2 separate regions of the Homo sapiens genome follow, and region 2 is linked to region 1. A link is a contact called in ENCODE POLR2A ChIA-PET data. All regions are on one chromosome and are shown on one strand. The core of a region is the stretch at or near the end of the contact, and the rest is flanking DNA. Distances in the headings are between cores, read along the strand shown. Region 1 overlaps KIAA0232. Region 2 overlaps ABLIM2 (actin binding LIM protein family member 2).

Region 1 (6,055 bases), core at 1,655-4,154:
TAAATAGTTTGCAAACATTTTCTCTCATTCTACAGGCTGTCTCTTCAATCTCCTGCTGATTTCTTTTGCTCTGCTGAAGCTTTTTGGTTTCGATAAGGCCCATTTGTCTATTTCTGTTTTAGTTGCCTGTGTTTTTGAGGTCTTAGTCACTGATTCTTTGCCTATATCAATGTCCAGAAGAGTTTTCCCTAGGTTTTATTCTAGTATTTTTATAGTTTCAGGTCTTAACGTTTAAGTCTTTAATCCATCTTGAGTTGATTTTTTGTATATGGTGAGAGACTGGGGTCCAATTTCATTCTTATGCACAGGGCAATCCAATTTTTCCAGCACCATTTCTTTAAGAGGGTATCCTTTCTCTGATGTATGTTGTTGGTAGCGTTGTCAAAGATCAGTTGGCTATAAATATGTGGCTTAATTTCTGGACTCTCTATTCTGTGCCATTGTCTATACATCTATTTTTACACCAGTACCATGCTGTTTCGGTTACTATACCCTTGTAATATAATTTGAAGTCAGGTAATGTGATACCCCCAGCTTTGTTCTTTTTGGTCAGGATTGCTTTGGCTATTAGGGCTCTTTTTTGATTTCATATGAATTTAGGATTTTTTTCCTAATTCTGTAAAACATGACATTAGTATTTTGATAGGGGTTACATTGAATCTGTAGATTGCTTTGGATAGTACGGTCACTTTAATGATATTAATTCTTCCAATCCATGAGCATTGGATGTTTTTCCATTTATTTGTCATCTACAATTTCTTTTATCAGTATTTTGTAGTCTTCCTTGGAGAGATCTTTCACCTCCTTGGTTAAATGTATTCCTAGGTACCTTGTTTTTTTATAGCTATTGTAAATGGTACTTCCTTCTTGATTTCTTCCTCAGCTAGATCGTTATTGGTAATATATAAATATTACTGATTTTTGTATGCCGATTTTGTATCCTGCAACTTTACTGAATTTACTTATTAAATCTAGGAGGTTTTTTGGTGGAGTCTTTAGTTTTTCTAGATATAAGAGCATATTATTGGCAAACAGGGATATAATTTGACCTCCTCTTTTCTAATTTGGATGCCTTTTATTTCTTTCTCTTGCTTAATTTCTCTTACTAGGACTTCCACAAAGGTTTATATCCTTCTCATACTATGTGTTCATCCTGGATTGGCAGGGATGATCAGGGTAATCACTCATCATAATCATTCTGGGACACAGGGTGACAAAATGGCCATTATCTTGAACCCTGCTAGTCTAGGGGGCCAGAGAAAATAAGATCTGCACCAAAGCTGGCACTGGTACTTTGAATGCTTCCTCCTGGAAGTGAGCTACTCACATTTTATGAGTCAAAGCAAGTCTCTTAGCCTCACTTCACTTTAATAGGGCAGGTATCACTAGCCCTAATGACCACTTCAAGGGGTAGAATATGAGGCTGTTAATATTAAGGAAACAACTCTGAAGTCTAACATTATTGAAACCAGCATTCTGGTAAACACAGACAAACTATCAAAGACAATAATAATAGGATCATAAAAGTTTCAGAAAGCACAGACACGGCTGAAACACTAACACCCAACTGGCAATGGAATCATTCCTGCCCTGCCTTCCTGAAGAAGCCCTTTCTAATTATGTAAGGGCATACCACTGTCTTCCTCCCAACACTTATAGAGTGCTGGCTGTCCTCATGACCTGCTGCCTTGTGATGATGTCCTTTTATACTATTCTCTAACTGCCTCCTGGGAATGGGTTCCTCATCAAATAGGCTTAAAGTTCTTCAGGCCAAACTGTGACATCCTCCACATGTACCATTTAGTAGAATGCTTAGGCCTTGGCAGGTGATCAAAACTGTGCTGAACTAACTACTTCCCAAATCTAAATGGAGGAGAATAAATTCTGAAAAAGAGAAGTTTGGTAAATAAAATGATATTCATAATACTAGCAGGTGGGAGAAAAAACCAACTCAGATCACACTCTGAGTCCACAGGCAGGGACTAACTAACATAGGAATTTTAACTCATTCTCTCACGATCCCATGTACTAGAGGTTTCTTGTGTACAAGGCACTGTGCCTGGTGTCAGTGATATCGAGACAATCATGACTCTCTCAGGATTTTCCTTTAGGTATTTACCATCCTGTATTAGCAGGCTTTCGCCTTATGTAAAGCAACTTGTACTCTTCCCACAGAAGCCCTCTACCATTCCCTTTGATCTAGTATGGTACTTCTGCAAGTCATGCTTGAACTCTCTATATTTTTAACTGGTCCTTTCTCACTACAAAGTTCATACTCACATTGCTGGTGTGCTCAGTACCCAAGACACTGCATTACCTGCAACTGTCTTTTCATAATTATTCAATTTGGGTGTTTACAGGACTTTCACATAAGGAAAAGACTTGAGGGGGAAGGCATAAAGGATATATAACATAAAGTAAAAGAAAGAATATAGAAAAGAGCATAAAGAAAACAGATATTTGAAATATTAAGACTCTGGCTTTTGGACTCTATTACTTTTCACCAAAATCCTAAATACTATTTGCCTGGCAAGCCAGAGAGTGCAAACATACAATTAAGTAGTTATACATTTATAAATAATTCTTGTCTGTTATTTTCTTTTTTCTTTTTTGAGACATAGTCTCACTCTGTTGCCCAGGCTAGAGTGTAGTGGCATGATCTCAGCTCACTGAAACCTCTGCCTCCCAGGTTCAAGGGATTCTCCTGCCTCAGCCACCCGAGTAGCTGGGACTACAGGTGCACATCACCACACCTAGCTAATTTTTGTATTTTTAGTAGAGATGGGGTTTCACCATGTTGGCCAGGCTGGTCTCCTGACCTCAAGTGATCCACTTGCCTTGGCCTCCCAAAGTGCTGGGATTACAGGGATGAGTCACTGTGCCTGGCCTTGTCTGTTATTTTCTGATCTCAGCACATGAATTTGGAACTGAAGATAATGCTTATTCTCTTTAGTAGGTAGCCTGGCTCCAAAGCCAATCTACAGCCAGAAGAGAAAATCCATAAAGAATCTACAACCCAAACTGGAATTCAAGCACTGAAAACAGGAACCAAGGGCTATAAACTATGTAAACCGGTTTACCCTAGGTATCTGAAAAGCTACGTAGAAATGGACAATCAGACCTACAGTTTTCTTCCCCATTCTAGAAGTGTGTCAAGTCCCAGGAAATGAATAAGGCTTTTTAAAAAGTAATGTAATCAACAAAACTAGTGTGAGACTTGAGTTCTTTCTACAAAAAGAGGAAAAACTGCATAAAGATTGAGAAATTCCATGCTTACTAGTCATCAGAAATAAACACGTAAGTATATATGCTCCAGTGACAATTAAAATGAATTATTAATATTTTCATAAACAGGATTGTTCTTATAGATAAGATTACTACTTGATAGCAAGAGAAGTAGCAAATATTTTCATAAATTGCAAGCCTGTAACAGATTTGGTTAATCTGGTTGATCTTTATGTTTAAAAGATAAGGAAGAAAAGCTGGATGCCATGGTGTGTGCCTATAATCCTAGCTATTGGAGAAGCTGAGGCAGGAACAACACTTGAGCCCAGGCGTACAGGGCCAACTTGGGCAACATAGCAGGACCCTGTCTTAAATAGATAGATAGATAGATAGATAGATAGATAGATAGATAGATAGATAGACAGACAGACAGACAAAAAGGAAAAACCAATTTTGTAATGATAAAGTGTAGGTGAAAGCGATCAGTTCTACATAGATTCAGAAGTACTAAACAGACTTCTATTAAAACAAAACAAATGAGAGCTAGATCTAGTGTGTAATGAGACTAAATAAAAGGGAAAAGCTTTCTATGCAACCTGGATAAACTTTCCTCTACTGAGGAAATGCTACTGTCAAATGCTCACAGACCTGAAAGTTTCGATCAGCCTGTATGTTCTTATTGTTTTAATTCTTTTTTTTTTTTTTTTTTTTTTTTTTGAGAGGGAGTCTATCTAGCTCTGTCACCCAGGATGGAGTGCAGTGGCATGATCTTGGCTCACTGCAAGCTCCGCCTCCCAGGTTCATGCCATTCTCCTGCCTCAGCCTCCCAAGTAGCTGGGATTATAGACGCCCACCACCACACCCGGCTAATTTTTTGTATTTTTAATACAGACGGGGTTTCACCATGTTAGCAAGGACGGTCTCGATTTCCTGACCTTGTGATCCACCCGCCTCGGCCTCCCAAAGTGCTGGGATTACAGGCATGAGCCACCGCCAGGCCTCTTATTGTTTTGTTACTGTTTGAACTTATTGTTTAATTGTACTATGGAGATGAACTGCTTGTGCAAAGTTACATTGTTTTATGTCTAACTTATACTTGATTCCAGTTATTTGATGATTCTTATTCATCTGTTAATATTTCTGGTTTGAAAAGCTGGACTGCCATATTAAAAATTTTTTTTTACAGGTTATCAAATTATAATAACCAATGTAGACATTTAGTTCACTTAGACCAATTAGATGTCAAAATTCTTTAGCAGGGCTACAAAATGGCAGTTTTTATGCCTTCAAAAAGTTATGGAGATTTAAAAAAATGCCTTTTTTACCTAGCAGGGGTAAACCTCACAGCAGACACTTTACAGGACAAAAGGAGAAAACATTTGGGCCCAAGGGGAAGAGGAAAATGTATACACTTACAACTGAAGCAAATCCTCCTCCTTCCTTGCAAAAGATAACAAAATAGCAACTAAACAAAATGCAAAAACAAGATAAAACAAAATTATTATGAAATTCTAAAAGCTTTTGGAAAAATTGTTGGAAAAGGGACGAAACAACTAAATTTTAGAAATTTAAAAATTTCAATTAGGAAAAATGGAAACATCTACAGATTAAGAAATGCAAAATTTCAAAAACCCTAAGCTTACTTGGAAAAAAACTAAAATAAGTAATTTTTACACTTTTTGAAAATGCAAAAAGCTCCAACATGATGAAACCCACTTTGTCAACGTTGAAACATTTTATCATATAAAATACTATATCATAGTGTACCAAAATAATTTTACAATGTGATACTGTTGGTCCTCAAAATGTCTGGGCATATAAATTCTACAGCTTTCAATTACTAAACTCAAAACCACAAATATCTTCTGAGTTTCAATGAGTGAGGTAAAGGTAGCATAAAATTCTGTAACTCACTGGTAAGACAGTGAGTTAACATTTTTAAAATTACTATAAAAGCCACAGCCAAGTAATACAAATTATAGTTCTCCAAAACGGACTTAGGTAAGAAGCAATACTTCAATAATGTGTTTATATCAGTCAATAATCTAATTCTATATGAAAAGTTTATATGGATTATCTGATTCATATCCTAATAGTTAAAAATTTTAAAGAGTCCAAATAAAATTTTCTGTTTATGCAAAAAGATACACACTAGAGAACTCAGAATAGGATCAAAGTAGTACATATGTTCATTTCTCATCCATTAATTATATGCTTCCAACATTAAATCAAGCCTTTAGATATGGTTCTGAAGATAACTATAGTAATTCTTCTGGACCCTAGGAAGATATTTAAATAAACAGTGTCATCATTTAAAGGATAACTTGCTACACAGTTTCCCCAAAGTATACTCTGGGTGATATAAAAATATATTCCTTTGCCATAAACGTCTTCATTTTGCATAAATTAGGGAAATATCAAAGCTGAAACAAGAGCAGGTTTATTGCAGGACATCTTGAAACCTTTAATAGGCTAATATGCACCCGGAACCTCCAAGAAGGAGAGCATTCATTCATTCATTCATTGACCCGTTTTGCTTCCTTGGAACACAGCTTGGGAAACAGGAGATGTTCTAATCAGAAAGAATTTTCTCCAAGGCCCAAGTTATTAATATAAGCAAGGCATAGATCACCTGACCTGAGGTTTTCATATCCAGAATTCCCAGGATTAAAAAGTTAAACTGAAGATGTAATTTAGGAATAAGATCATTAATTATATTCATCTCCTTTCCTTTAAATAACTTGCATAAATTGTACTATTCTATACAGTAAATCAATTAGTATTCCCTTTTATATGGTATCAGAAACTTCCACATTTTCCCATTTCCCAC
Region 2 (6,055 bases), core at 1,970-4,469, 1.3 Mb before region 1:
GGGTCCTGGGGCCCCTTCTGCCCTGCTAGGGACATCCTGCCGCTGACAGCTCTAGTCCACAGCCTGTGTCACACAGGACTCTGAGCTGCCATGCGCAGAGCCCGCAAAGCAATGTGGAGCTCCGGATGTGTTTAGAAAGTGAGGATGTGGTTTCCATGGCAACGCTCCTTTTGCACCTTGCTCTCATCTCCACGTGTACTGCTGATAGGAGAATGAGGGGGCCGAGGCAGGTGTGAGGTTCACATCCCCTCTGCAGTTTGGAGCTCAAGGTCAAGGGAGCTTCTTGGCAGGGGAGGGCGCCGGCCAATATGGTAGGAGGCAGAGTGGCGGAGATGCCCATAAAGGCATCACAGAGGGAGCAGGCCACCCGTGAGGGGACCACCTGGCAACAACAGCAGTGGCAGTGAGAGCAGAGGTGGGCCCACCTCACCGGTCAACGTGTGTGCATTTATTCACGGATCACACGTGCCCTCATTCCAGGGGCACAGAGAGGTGAAGTGACTTCCCCAGGTCACAGCCGGTGGGGGGCATTGCTGGGATCTGACCGCTGCTGTCTGCTGTCTGTCCTCTGGTCGACACACAGCCCCATGTGCTGTGCTCCCTTGACATGCAGAGAAGCCAACAGAGGCTTGGAGCCGGGGATCTCAGCTCCAGCACCATTCACATGTGGGGCCAGAGAGCCCTGTTGAGGGCGGCTGTCCTGGCACGGTTAGCATCCTGTGTCCACTGCCCACTAGATGCCTGGAACCCCCTCCAAGTTATGACAATCAAAAGGGTCGCCAGACATTGCCAAATGTCTCTTGGGCAAAAGTGCCCCAAGTTGAGAGCCACTGATGCAGAGCTTTGCAAAATGTGCCTCATCACCTGCTAAGTGGGGGAAGCCAGGAGGCTAAGTCAGGGCTGTGCGTCGTCTGACTCTGCAGAGACACAGGAAGGAGCGCGGCAGATTGGGTGATGTGGGGGTCGCCTCCTGGACTTGAGAAGGGCGGAGGCATCCTCTCACTTTGGTTCCCATTCATTCATTCATTCATTCCCCACGTGTTTCTCAAGCCCACAGCCTCTGCTGGGCATCCAGGGTCCTGAAATGAGTAAGAGGCCCCCCTTTCCCTCAGAGTTTGAATCTGCTCTCTGGCTGTTTTCCAAAGTAGCATGTGAATGTGCACAGTGTGGTCACTTAGGAAATCCTGAGCTTGACCAACGGCTTTGTGAGTGTTCGTTTGTTTTAATTGTTAAAAACAATATGACTCAGGTCTCTGCCAAAAGAAACTAATGAAGCCACGCAGGGAAGCAGCCTCTGCTGAGCTCTCACCGCACAGCAGGCCCACAGGGGGTCTCGCCGATGCTCACTGTTCACCCGGGATGCGCAAGGCTTTGGGCCAGGTCTTCTGTGTAAATTAGCACTGGATCCGGGCAGGCACCAAGTGAGGAGGTGATCACCCCACCCCACGATGAGGAAATGGGGGCTCCCGCAGGAGGAATACGCTCAGTGTGACCCAGCGCATAGTGGGGGCCAGGATTTGTACCCAGCACGTCGGGCCCTGGGGCCACCTTCTTTCCATCTTGGGTAGAGGTTTCCTTGGGCACGAGGGGTCCCTGCTTGGTCTGTGAATTACTCAGGGGCTCCTGCAGGCGGCAAGGCCCTGTTTGTCAGACACCCTCTTCCTCCCTGTCCATTACGGGGTCCGAGGCCCTTCCCTTGTCATGCCCCCAACACACAACCACACCCTTAAACACACGCAGACACACACTTCGACAAACACACAGACACACTCTCACGTGCAGACATATTCGCACATGCAGACACAAACACATACGTAGACACACTCACGCACCAGTCACACACACTGACGCACATTCAGCTATGACAGGTGCAGGTCCCTGGAGTGAGGACGTGTGTGATCCATGAATCAATGCACACCTGGGTGGTTGACTCAGTGGGCCCTGCTCCGTCCCAGTTGCTGCTGTTGTCACCAGGTGTTCACCTTGTGAGAGGCCCTTTCCCTTGGGGATGCTGTCACAGCGTCTCTGCCGCTCTGCCTCCCACTCCCCGCCCCTGACCTCATATATTCACAGGAAGACTCACAGGAAGACTCAGGTGACATACAAATGCTCACAGTCCCATAAGACACATCCACATACTTAGACAGTCACACCCTATGCACACAGATGCACATGCACTCACACGCACCCCGCTCAGGCTCGTGCACCAGGCTCTCCCCAGCTCCCCAGCCTGCTCCACCCGCTCTGCCAGGGGAGCATGCCCATGATGCTGGCTGTGGAGCCCCCGGTATGGTGGCTCATAGGGTGGAGGGATTGTGGGCCGCTGGCTCAGGGCAGGGCCAAAACCTGGAGGCCCTGTGCACAAAGACCAGGCCCTGGGACACAGGACAAGTGAGCAGGGCAGGCACGGCTGGGAAGGACAGAGAGGGCACCAGGAGGCCAGGCAGGGTCCCACGAGGCTGGTGGCCACGGGGTGGAGAGCGCCAGTCACCGTAGGGATGGCAGAAAGAGAGAAGGTGGGTTTGGCTGGCTGGGTGTGGCGGGAGAGCTCCCAGGGCTGACGGGGTTGGGGGCTGGGGGCTGGCTCGGCCCTCTCTAATATGGTCCATTTCCCTTTGGGGGGCACATCGAGTCACAGTTGGGTTCAACCTGGTACGTCTCGGTGCCAGGAGCCAACTCCGCTCTCCTGCAAGACAGGACCTCTGTTTCTTCATCTAGGTTTCCCCAGCTCATAGCCCAGGCTGCATGCAGTCAGTGCTCAATGCATGCAGGGTCAAACTTCCCCAGTTGCCTTCCCTATGCTCCAGAGACTGCTGTGTAAGAGACTCCTCCAAGCACACTCGCTGTGGCTGCTGGTCTGTCCCGCCCCTCCCGGCTGCCCCAGGGGCCTTCACGGAGTGTGGAGAGCAGGAGGCCTCCCCAACACCTCTCACAATGGTGGGGGTGTCTGTGTTCTCTTCTCTTTCTTCCAGGTTGTGGGGGCTGCGGCACAGAAATCAAGAATGGCCAGGCCCTGGTAGCCTTGGACAAGCACTGGCACTTGGGCTGTTTTAAGTGCAAGAGCTGTGGGAAGCTCCTGAATGCCGAGTACATCAGCAAGTAAGTGGGGGGAGGGCTCTAGTGAGAGCCTCCGCTCAGGCTTCCCTACTCTGTGGGGGTCCCACACTCTGCACGTGTCCCCAGCGCCACCCTCTCTGTGTCTCTCCTATTCCTCACACAGCTACTACTGCCCTGCTGCTGGGTGAGAAGCATGGCTCAGAGCTCAGCGAATTTGTCCCAACAGCCTTATGTCCCCCTTCCCTGGCCAGCCCTGGCTTCTCTAACGGCATTTGCAGCATCCGGCTCCTTTTTTTGGATGAGAAGCAGAGCTACCAGGGCTGCCAGTGCTGAGTTTTTGAAGTGCCTTCCCTCCCCGTCGCAGTCCCCCTCCACCATCCCCATGGGATCAGCTGCCTTTCCGGCGCCTGGATGTCCTGCAGGAGGTGAAGCAATGTCAGCAGAAGCCAGCATGGAGATGAGGAGAGGGGGCTGACCCATCCCAGGTGTCAGGGCTGGGGCCCCACAGCCACGCACTCTGTCTTCTGCAGAGCGGGGGCCCCTGGGGCAGCTGCCATCGACACCAAACATGTCCCACAAATGTGCAGTCACACTGGGGTGGTGGCCGATTTGGGAACCAGGGAAGGCTTCTGGGAAGATAATGGCCTTGAATGGAGGCAGCTCAGGGCCAGGAGCTGGGGGTCGGTTTTAACCCTGGGGGATTGGGGACCTGAGGCAGGCAAGCCTTCCGCATGGTGCAGGTGAGGGGCGAATATGTGGACGAGCTGAAGGCGGGCAGCTCCTCTGAGCGCAGAGGGCCCCTTCCTGGGAGCTAGAGGGTCTTCTGGCCACTTTTATCTATGCTGTGCTTGTTCTCAATGCCCAATGGGAACAAAATCATCACAGGAATTGATGGGGATGAAAAACGCCCTGTGATAAAACTGCATGGAGTGAGGCGCGCGCACACACACACACACGCACGCACGCATATGCATGCACATTCGAGCACATGTCACACGGAACCTGAATCACGTCGGTGGATGTGCCCGTGTTGACTTCCTGGCTGAGGGTGTATACTAATTCTGCATCACCACTGGGGGAAACTAGGCGAAGGGTACATGGGACCTCTCTGTATTGTTTCTTACAACTGCTGGGGAATCTGCAATGATCTTCAAGACATCATTTTAAGTAAAACCTCCAAACCAAGGTGAGCTTGCACCCAGGGTGAGGGACCTGTGCGGTGCATGAGTTTCCCCGCCTGTGTCACGGTCATCCAGGGACCGCCCGGTGTGGTGCACGCAGCACTTTAATATAAAATGAAAATGCCCAGCCCCGTGCAGGCGGCAGGCCCCTCCCGCAGCGTTGGCAGCTCACCCACACCGTGCATGTTACTTAGCAGCCTCCAGAGCTGTCCCAGAATTGACAAGGAGGGCGTTGGTGTTGCCATGGAGATGTTATCTTTAACTTCCCATTTGCTGCAAATAACACTCGTTTGTGGGTTATTACGGGAGTCCTGAGGTCAGCGGCATTTGGAAGTAAGCCTGAGGACTCATTGTATGTCTCCCCCTCACATGGAAGGAAGGGCTGCCACTCTCTGAGCGATGGCTTATCCCAGCTGTGGGCCACTTCCAGGCCGCAGCCAGAGAGGGGCACCCAGGCCCGGGGCTCATGACCCCACATCCTGGGGACCTAGCAACAGCCCGGAGCTTGGAGGAAAAGAACGTGAGCTGGGGTCTAATCCATGACAGCCTGAGAAATCCTCCCTTCTCTAGTAGCTGTGCAAAAACTCAAACCAAATTTGGAACACTACAGCAACTTCAGCGATGCTGGAAGGGGCGCATTGGAGTGGCAGGTACCTCGCTCTGTGCCAGTCACCCCCACACGTGCTGGGTCTGGCCGGGGCTGAGAGGACAGCCCTGGTTAGTAATGACAATGCTTCAGCCACCTTGGAGAGTGCCTGCCATTCTCTTCATTAGTCCTTACTATTATTTCCCCCATTATGCAGTTGGGGAAGCTGAGGCTCAGAGAGGTTAAGTGAGTTGCCCAGGGTCACACAGCTGGGATGTGGCATTTGAGCACAGGCCTGTTCACTCAACCACGGCTCAGCAGAGCAGCGCCTCCCCACACCGAGTGTGGCCACTGCTGACCTGCTGTCCCCACATCTGCACAGCCATCCATCTTGGCATGTTGATCTCTTAATAATCATGATAACGGGTGTGAAGGTCAGCTCAGGAGCTGTGCCAGGGATGACCCCGCAGACGGCTTTTCTCTGTAGCTCATTTATGGAGACTCGGAGGAAGCCTCTGCTGGAGGGGCAGGCCCAGGATGATGGGCATTCGACACCAATTCCCTGAGCCCTATGCACCTGGCACATAGCAGGCAGGCCGCACGTGTGCGTGGGGAGAGGGGATGGACGCATACGTGCAGCCCTCCTGCTCTTTCCTGCACTGCGGAAGGCCAGGCCTCTCCAAGTGTGGCCAGAGCCAGCCTTTGTCACCCCTCATATTCGGGGGCTGTGATGCAGGCCAGGATGCAGGGGGGACAGTAAAGTCTTGTCCTAACCTACCACACCCTCATCTGGGCTTTCTGTCATTCTCCAGCCCTGTTCCCAATGTGGGTGCCCTTACTGTCCCCCCTCTTTGGCTCACAGTTTTCTAAGGCACCCCAGATGTTGAACTTTGGATGGAAGGAGCCAGAAAGAAGAGCCAGGTCTACAGAAGCAGCTCTCGTTTCCCAGAAGCTGCTGCTGTCAGCCCCTCCCACCCACTGGGCAGGTGGTCTGGCCTGTGCTCCTCAGTTTCTCCGTCTGTGAAATGGGACCATTGTCATCATATTTCTCATGGGGCTGGTGTCTGTGAGAGCCCAATGACACTGCCTGTTGGAAGCATTGTTACCTGAGCAGGAGGAGGTGGGCATTCCCCCACTTTGAGGGCAGACTCTCTTGTTGGTGAGGGTTGTTAGATCTCAAGGGTCCTCGGGCGACACCCGCCCTGTGTTGACTGCCTGTCTCATTGCAGGG

Evidence for each region. ChIA-PET counts read pairs that join two places held with the same protein, here RNA polymerase II (POLR2A).
Region 2: POLR2A ChIA-PET joins it to region 1 with 16 read pairs in OCI-LY7. The contact joins two enhancer-like sites. POLR2A ChIA-PET finds 5 or more read pairs at or near these places in 2 of 52 experiments (OCI-LY7 and naive thymus-derived CD8-positive, alpha-beta T cell).

The regions. Positions count from the first base shown.
Region 1 is chr4:6,804,625-6,810,679 of GRCh38, reverse strand. The region is part of intron 2 of KIAA0232; the gene reads right to left. Among named protein-coding and RNA genes, the nearest start is that of KIAA0232, 25 kb to the right of the region's middle. Within about 2 kb of position 2,904, at least 3 of the 41 ENCODE cell types and tissues checked have a DNase peak (open chromatin) inside an H3K27ac peak, as active enhancers do.
Region 2 is chr4:8,077,720-8,083,774 of GRCh38, reverse strand. ABLIM2 (actin binding LIM protein family member 2) reads left to right here. Exons shown (of 21, transcript NM_001130083.2): 5 at 2,973-3,099; 6 at 6,054-6,055. Among named protein-coding and RNA genes, the nearest start is that of MIR95, 75 kb to the right of the region's middle. RefSeq lists an enhancer at 4,550-5,049. Within about 2 kb of position 3,219, at least 3 of the 41 ENCODE cell types and tissues checked have a DNase peak (open chromatin) inside an H3K27ac peak, as active enhancers do.